Regions from separate parts of the Mus musculus genome. Here region 2 is linked to region 1. Evidence: chromatin loops called from intact Hi-C (ENCODE). Cell type or tissue: left cerebral cortex. All regions are shown on one strand. Each heading gives the region's core, and the rest is flanking DNA. Links, peaks and the distances in the headings are about the cores only. Region 1 has its middle 160 kb from the start of Gm40538. Region 2 has its middle 89 kb from the start of Gm23195.

Region 1 (4,400 bases), core at 80-4,079:
AATGACCAGCTCTCATTTCTCCTTGCTCTTCTTCTCCCTGGGCATATTTATCAACATTTTTCTCTTATACTCCATAACCCTTTTTGACATGAGCCACCCATTGCCTTTCTTTATCCTGCTCATTTTTAAATGACAGGGAATATTTTTGCTCCATGGATGACCCGTTAGAATGTCAAGTCACGATGGTGCTCTCTCAGCAGAGTGCTGTGGTAGCATAGTGAAAGCTTCCTGCGGTTGGTCTCAGAAGAACCCAGACCCTTATCATCTTATCATCTTCATCTTATCATCTGAATTTGAGCTCTACTTCTGCCTGAGGCAGAAGATAACTGAGGCATGTGTAGGTGCTGGGGTGGTGACGGTGGGGTTCTGCTCCAATTACCCATATAATTAACTCTTTACATATGGAGATGTAAGTATGAAGAAAGAATGTTGGGAGCCGCCCCCACATTCGCCGTCACAAGATGGCGCTGACATCCTGTGTTCTAAGTGGTAAACAAATAATCTGCGCATGTGCCAAGGGTATTTTACGACTACTTGTACTCTGCCTTTCCCGTGAACGTCAGCTCGGCCATGGGCTGCAGCCAATCAGGGAGTGATGCATCCTAAGCGAAGGATAACTCCTCCTTAAAGGGGACGGGGTTTCCGCCATTCTCTCTCTCGCTGGCATCTCTCTGGCTCTGCGCCCCTGCGCTCTCTCGCTGCCAAAAGATGTAAACAATAGAGCGCGCTCTGCGCTTTGGCGCGCCGGAGCTCTGGCTCCTAAAGATGTAAATAGAAGGGGCTTTCGCTTTTGGGGCTGGGGGTTTTGCGCTCCTAGCTCCTGAAGATGTAAGCAATAAAGTTTTGCCGCAGAAGATTCTGGTCTGTTGTGTTCTTCCTGGCCGGGCGTGAGAACGCTATTAAGAAAAGAAAATCTGGAAGATGGAGCATAAAGAGGCTTTCCCCTCTCTCGTTTTATTTTTTTTCATTTTGCATACTTCTCACTGCTCCTCCTCCTGGTCACCCCATCCAATAATTCTTCCCCCTCCCCCTGTATTCTGAGAGGGTGGAAGGCCCCTGGGTATCTCCTACGCTGGCTCATCAAGTCTCTGAACTTTACTCTGCAGAGGATGATGATCTTACTGCCTCCTTCTGAGAGGAGCTACCTGCTGGCCACCAATATGCCACTTGCCCGGTGTCCTTCTATTTTGAGCTTCTCTCTGTGTATGAATTGCTGTTTAGCTGTCCAAGCTTCAGCTGCTATCTAACATAACCCAGGACATTTGTTCTTTTTTTTTTTTTTTCTCATGAATCTCTGGTGAATCAAAAGGCTCAGGGTATAGCAGAAGTAAAAAGAAAGATTATCAATCAGTCTTGCAAACTCCATACATTGATGTCAAAATTTTATAGACACATTAACTAAGACCCAGAACAGCAAATATGCCACATAATTTTTCACAGAAAATTATTATGTGCACACAAAAAGGTATAAACTAGGGTGCCCACACAGTGAAAAATCCTAAACTCGTTTTAGTTTTATCTTTGATTGAAATGTGTATGTAATTCAAAATTTAAGTTAAATTATGCACATAGTCTAGGAAAAAATCAGGACCAAGACAGAGAAGTGATGGCCTCACAGAAAGAGAGACAGTGTCAGCACAAGATGGACATCTTCTCTCTTCTTCTGCATTACCTATAGGGATGTACAAGCAACATGAGAAGCTCTTTATTCAACATACCTATGATATAAAAATGACTGTTACCTAAAAGTAGATGGGGGCTGGTTAGGTGGCTCAGCAGGTAAAGGCACTGGTTACTGAGTTTGATGACCTGAGTCCCTTCCCAAGGACCCACATGGTAGAAGGAAATAACCAACTCCTGAAAGTTACTCCTGACCACATGCACATGGATCATGTACCCCAAAATACACATAAACTGGTATGCACACACACACACACACACACACACACACACTGGGCTTTTAAACTGGTTTTCAAGTAGTCATCAATGAGGAAGATTCATCTTCCCTGTGGTTACTCTCAATGCCTATGGAATATGAACACATAGCAGATTCATATCTGAGGCTTCACAAAGAGTCTTTTTACCCCCTCCAACTTTTCTCTAGATCCTACAAAAGACACTATCCTTCTTCCTCTGTTCTCATTTCTTCCTAAAAGTTGTCACCCTGTGCTTTGCCTCAGGTATGTGCCAATGTATTTACATGTTTGTGTGTGTATGTGTATGTGTGTCTATGCATGTGCATGCGCGCGCGCACACACACACACACACACACACACACACACACACACACACACACACACATTCATTTGTAGCTCATCTGCTGGTGTCCAAGAAAAGCTTGAATTTTTTTTTTCTTCTTGCCTCTCAGCTTGGAGCCTTTGTACAAGAAATTCTGACAGTGAACACTGCCTACCACTAGAGAGCAGCCCAGGCCAACGATTTCCTGGGCAAAAAACCCTCTGTCTAACAAGTTATTTTCAAAAGGTTCAGGTTCTCTTAGTCTTCTCATGTCTTTCTCTGGGCAAGACACTCCTAGTTCCCTTCGCAAGGAATACTCTCTGTACCTGTTCTGATGTCATGGGAAGCTGAATACCATGCCAATTCCACTAGAAATGTCATTGTCAAAAACATTCATTGTTGAGGTCTCCCTGCTTTTAAGCATTGACGTGTGTCAATTATGAAAAAAAAAAAAATGGAAGTGGGGAGAAGGTTGTGTTTAAGAAAAGAACCACTTGATTTCATGGGGAAATAGAGCAAGATCTTCACGGATTCTTCCCAAGCTTTTTCTATTGAGAACAAAGGGAGCCAGGCAAAGCCAGGCAAACCTAAGCAGGGTCCTATCCATGCCTTTGGACGTGGCTTATTCCTATGGAAACTGATTTATTTTTCTTACATTTGTGAAGAGAGTAATTGTGTCCCATCCGGACTGATTGTTAAGCTTCAATAGGCCAGTGTCTTCATTCCTTAATTTACTTTAATGAACACAGAAAATAACTATTGCTGATTGTCATGTCATTGTACAGGAAGAACTCTCCTGTCTACTGTGCAGGGAGATGAAGGTGCAGAGAGAGCTTTTGGAAACTGATGTAGGAGAGTCTCCTTCAATCTAGATGCAATTTAAGGTGACAGTTAGTGCTGTCTCTGTCTCTTGCCTCAGGGGTAACCTCAGGCAAATGACTCAAATTTACCCTCAACCTTGGTTTCTTCTCTTTTTTTGCAAGATGCAAGTCCTAACTGTTCTCATCAGACAGGACCTAGGATTAAATGTAACAACATGTGGAAAGTGTTTAATAAAGATTGACTGTCGCTGCTCAAAGAGCCCACCACATTCCAAGATCCCTGCTGACTTCTCCTTGCCTTATTCATCTTGCCGTTTTATTTCCATTTATCCAATTTCAATTTTAATTTTGTTAAATATTCATTATACATGTGTTATGTTCCAGGTATAATAGAATGCAGCACCTCAAGAGGCTAGTGTAGCTTACCAAAGAGAAAAGCTGTCAGAACGAATACAAAGAGAACATGTTTCACATTTCCCTTTAAAGGTAACACACAAGGCAGACTGTGTTTATGGTCAGAATTGTTTTCGGGAATATCTTGGAGATATATATCATATGTGGTTTTAACTCTTTTTATCCAGTATTGTTTGAGGCCTAACTTGATTTTTTTCACAGTCATTTTTAATGTTACATCATGAATACCCTGTGTGAACACCTAGTGATATGGACCACACCCAAGCTGTGATGGAGAATCCTTTACTTGATTTACATAGTTTTCTGAAATGTTCAGATTTCTTGCTGTTGCTACTTGAAGAGTATAGAAAACACAATGGTCCCTCTGCCAAGAAGTTTGCATTGGAGGGGTTCAAATGATTAACCGAGTCATGTGACTTTCATGTTTCGCTGTAATTGGATGTTCAATGTGCATGCGGTTGGAGCACAGAGAGGTAAAATAATTATTTGTAATGGGCATTGATGGGAGGAGCCATAGATGAAAGTGTTGAACTCAAATGATGACTGGGATTTTAATCAACATTGAGTATGTGGAAGAAAAAGAGGTCTACACAGCTGACATGAGAGCATAGTTAAGTACAGTGAGAAAGAAGAAGAAAGATATAAATTAACTCCTGGGCACCTTGATTTCCTTAATATGTTCCAATGACAGACTTTGCAACTGAGGCGTCATGAGCCTATGGGAATGCCTCAAAGTCATACATTCAGTAAACAATGAAATCGGAATCTTAATTAGCAGTGTTCCAACATATGTGTTCTCTATGCCACATTGTCAGAGGTGTAAAAAAAGATAATTACAGAAAAGAATATAGTGAATTAAAAAGAAGATGGAAAAACAAACAAACAACCCTTACATTGTCTTTTTTAGGAGACAATAAAAATGTCAAC
Region 2 (4,400 bases), core at 198-4,197, 340 kb after region 1:
TAACCTACTGTGTGATCTTAGATGAGAAGTCAAAAAAAAAAAAAAAAACCCCTAAAGATTGTAGCACATATGGCCCTCTTTGGTTTTTGGAAATAAAGTTTGTTGCAACCTAACTCATTTCATGTTTCATACACACTATGACTGCTTTTAAGTCAAAATGGTAGACGTGAGTAGTTGCAACAGAAAATATGTGGTCACTGCTAGTAATTGTCAGCTTGACAGAATCTAGACTCACCTGGAAGAGGGACTCTGGGCATGCTTGTAAGATCTTCTCCTGATTACACTAATTAATTTCAAAGGCCTACCTACTGTATGTGGCTGCCTTCATTGCCTGGGATCCTGGACTATGTGAAATGGATAAAGGAAGCTAAAGCGTGCATCTACTTATTGCTCTCTTCTTCTGACTGTGATCATATGACCAGCTCCCTCCAGCTCTTGATATCTTGACTTTCCTGTCAGGATGGGCTGTACCATGAACAGTGAGCTAAAATAAGTGCTTCCTCCTTAAGTCGTTCCCATCAGAGTATTTGATCAGGACAACAAGAAAAGAAATTAAGGCAGACTATGAACCACAAAACCTAAAACTGCATTATGTGCATAGAGAAACCACGCTATCTCTCGCTTGTCACTCAAAGGTAAGAATTATGAAGTAATCTGATCAGCCTGTCATAGCAAAACACCACACATAAACTTGACATCTTTGACAATGGGCATCTGTTTTCTGTAGGGTATGAGGTCTCCATCAGGATAGGATGGTTACAGAGACCACTCTTCTGGGTTATAGAAGACGGCCGTCTCGGTATATAGTAGAGAAGGAGAGAGAGCATGAATATGACAGAAAGCTCTGATGTCTTTTCCAATTAGGGCACTATTTCTATCAAATCAGGGCCTCATCCTTGTGACCTCATGTGACCTTAATTACCAGCTTATAGGGCTGCTCCCTAAATATAGACACATTGGGGAATTTACTTCCAGCATAAGACTTTAAGGACATAATTCAATCTGCAGAAGACTTCAAACTTCCAAACTCTAATTTAACCTGAACTGTCCAGTGCACCACCCAGTGTGCCTTGCTAAACCCATCTGGAAAACAGTTTGAATACAAAGTACAGTGGAAACCTTTCCTGTTGGCCATGAATAAAGAGACCATGCAGAAACGTTGCCACAATGTTACCACGGCAAACCATTTATATGCTTGGAGAAAAACAGAGACAAAAGACTTCTAGAGGGCAGGAGAAAAGAAGACTTCTCCTCTCCAATGTAAAATTGAAACGCATCCATTTATCCAGTCCCCAAATGGGAATTTCCATCCAGTGGTTATCCTTTTATCTCACTAAGGAAAACAGCAATAAACATTCTTGAGAATAGCCTGTGACCAAGTGGGATGAAGAGATTCGAGCACACACTGACAGGTCAAAGTCAAGTGGTGGGCCTCGTCCCTCCCGTACTATTTACAGAAAGGATTTAACGCTACCTCTTCAATAACCACAGAGTATTTTAAGGACACTACCTCATTCATCTTCTGGGTGCCTTTGAAGTAAAGTGTCCCACATTTTATTTCTGGCTCATAAATGGAAAAAGTAGGACAGAATGCAGTCGCATGCCTCTTTCCAGAGTGAAGCAATCACTAGAAAAAACTGAAGCTACAGAGTATGAAGTAAGTTCCTATGCATCCAACCACGAGTTAATTGTCTGCTCTCTGAAGATATCAAAGTATGTCCTGCCCCTTGGAGAAGGAACTGCATGTCCTTTTATATAGATTATAACACACATCTACTGCATCAATCTGCACAATGACTAAAACACACATCTAACCATATCATTATGAACAATTCCCCCGCTTTGGTGCATTTGAAAACCCCCTTCTCAATTAGAAGTAGAAATATATGAACGTCAGGAATGAAAAGTGTCATGATCTATGTACGAGAAGCAGCTTTGAGTCGGAGTGCTCCTGTCTTATTGCATGTTGGTGAGGTCATGGGCTGCAGCACCCCCTAGTGAGAAGCCAAAGTGACTCACAGATTGTTAACAGAGCCATTGTCAAGAGGTTAGGATTAATTTCAGATCAAAGCTTCCTTGGGCTTAATCCTGCTCCTACATTGGCAAATATGTCTTCACTGGAGTCACTACATGCGTATGACAAGGGTGGGGCCTGGGTTACGTGTGTGTGCTTCCCTCCTTAATGATGCAAAGGGAAGATACAAAGGATTAGTAGATGAGACATGGGTTGAAATCAACTCTACCGTCAGTTCTTAGATTTTATGCAAGTCACTGCAGGTCTCTCTCCAGAGTCTTCAACATAATAAAGGCAATGCTCACCTCACGATATTACAGTCCTGATTATGAAAGAATCAAAAAAAAAGACGGAGCTGGGAAGACAGCTTGGTGGTCAAAGGGCTGGCTTTGCTGACACCAGAGTTTGGATCCCTAGGACCCATGTGAATGCTGGGTAGGGATGCTATTCCACCTGTAACTCTGGCCTCAGAAGGTAGAGACAGGGCATCCCTAAAGCAAGCTTGTTAGTGGGGATGATTTCCAACACTAAATCTCAAGCCTCTATTCACATGTGTGTTGGCATATATGCCACCATGCATACATACATACATGTATATAACATACACACAGAGACACACACACGCAGCTAAATGGAAAAACAGACAAGGGAAATAAAATAAATGTATGCATCTTTATTTCATTCCCTTCAACAAATACTCATTTCTACTTCTCCCTAAGGAGTCCTGTAATCTTTGCATACAGCCCTGCGTTAGTTTACTAGGCTTTCAATAATTAAGTGCCCCAGTATGAATGTCTTGAAAGACAGTTCAGTTCCCTTAGTCTTCTGAAGGATGAGGTTCCAAGGTGGGGATGCCTTGAGGTGTTAATGGCATGAGGGATGCTTCTGTTTCAAGCCTGTCAATTAGTCAATTAGGTTTGAAATTAGGTCCAAAAGAGATCTTTGTCTCTGAGTCACCTTGCCTCTATATATACCTAGAGTGGAATTTCCTGTTCTTACCTCACCACTCAGATAAGGTCCCACACCCATGACCTCACTTTGATTTGATTACCATTTTTAAAAGTCTACATCTAAATGAAGTTACCTTCTGAAGGCCCAAGCTTTAATGATTGGCCTTGAGCAGCTGTCGACTTGGTGGGATTTAGAATCGCCGTGGAAACAAACCTTTGGGTACATGTGAGAGAGATGTTCTAGCTTAGGTGAACGAAAGTAGGAAAGCATGCCCTAGCCTGTAACTGTAGATAACATCAGTCCATAGAGTGGAGTCCTGGGCTGAATAACTAAGAAAGCAAGCTAGCTGGTGTCAACTGACCAATAACTGGCCCAACTTGGGATTCATCCCATGGGCAGCCACCAATCCCTGACACTATGACTGATGCTATGTTGGGCTACAGACAGGAATCTTGCATGGCTATCCTAGGAGAGGCTCTACCTAACATCTGATGGAGACAGAAACCCCATGTACTGATTACCTTTGTAGTTGCTACAGCCAGACAACTGACAGAAACAATGAAAAGACAGCGTTTATCTTGGCTCACTATTGAGGGTCTATTTCATCATGGCGGAGAAGTCAAAGAGCAGGAGCAGGAGGCAGGTGGAAGCAGCAAAAAGCGAATGCAGATTTCCATTCATTCTTCTGCCCCTCTGGACCTCTTTCCTGTCTCTCCCTATACCTGATCCTACTCTCCTATTCCCCTCCCACTCCTCTCTTTCACCCAGGTACCTCTCTCCCTTAGCTGCCCCAGACACATATGTAGCACATGGCTGCCTTCTCTGACTTCAGAGAGACTAATCCTGCAGAGACTTGATGTGCCCCCCAGGGGGTGCAGGGAACAGTGAGTGGGATGTAAAGTGAATATGTTAATATATATATATATATATACATATATATACATTGGCAGAAAGCAAGCACAAAGCATGCACAAAGACAGCAAAGAGTCAGTAGAGATAAGACAATCCCAGTCCTGGCCCAATGTGACACACACTCCCTCCAGACAGGTGTTTGTAGAAAAGTAAAAATTATAGGTCAAACTTTAGGCTGTTTAGGGCTTGCAGTGATGTCTCTTCTCTACGATCACAGGATCCTGAGATAAAAGCGATTCTCCAAATCCAACAATGTGTTATTAATTACAGTGAGTCCTTGGGTACCCTGAGCAAATACGAAAACCGAATGCAAACATTTGTCCTGTCCTCTCAATGGATTGAATCGACAATTCCTGAGTTATTGTGTTACCCGCCAGGGCTAAACCAACTCCGGGAAACTTCATTTCACTATTTCGCTGACTCGGGAAGAGCTTTTGTAACTTCTGGCTAATCTACAGCACAATTCAAAATCTTTCGTGGCTGAAAAACTGCACTCTCTAGTATTTATTCTGAAAAAAAAAAT

The links. A loop is a pair of places that touch in the nucleus more often than their neighbours do. Peaks named below come from ENCODE experiments on the same cell type or tissue, not always from the same donor. Only the 100,000 strongest peaks of a DNase experiment are listed, where the experiment ranks them.
Region 2: it touches region 1 in a loop (2.1-fold over the local background); 6 of 42 quality-filtered maps call a loop at or near these places.

The regions. Positions count from the first base shown.
Region 1 is chr12:90,564,108-90,568,507 of GRCm38, forward strand. No RefSeq gene overlaps it. Among named protein-coding and RNA genes, the nearest start is that of Gm40538, 160 kb to the left of the region's middle. In left cerebral cortex, for the core only: a CTCF peak has its summit at 2,421 (motif pointing right); DNase peaks (open chromatin) are centred at 672 and 2,432.
Region 2 is chr12:90,902,166-90,906,565 of GRCm38, forward strand. No RefSeq gene overlaps it. Among named protein-coding and RNA genes, the nearest start is that of Gm23195, 89 kb to the left of the region's middle. In left cerebral cortex, for the core only: a CTCF peak has its summit at 1,996; DNase peaks (open chromatin) are centred at 1,559 and 1,935.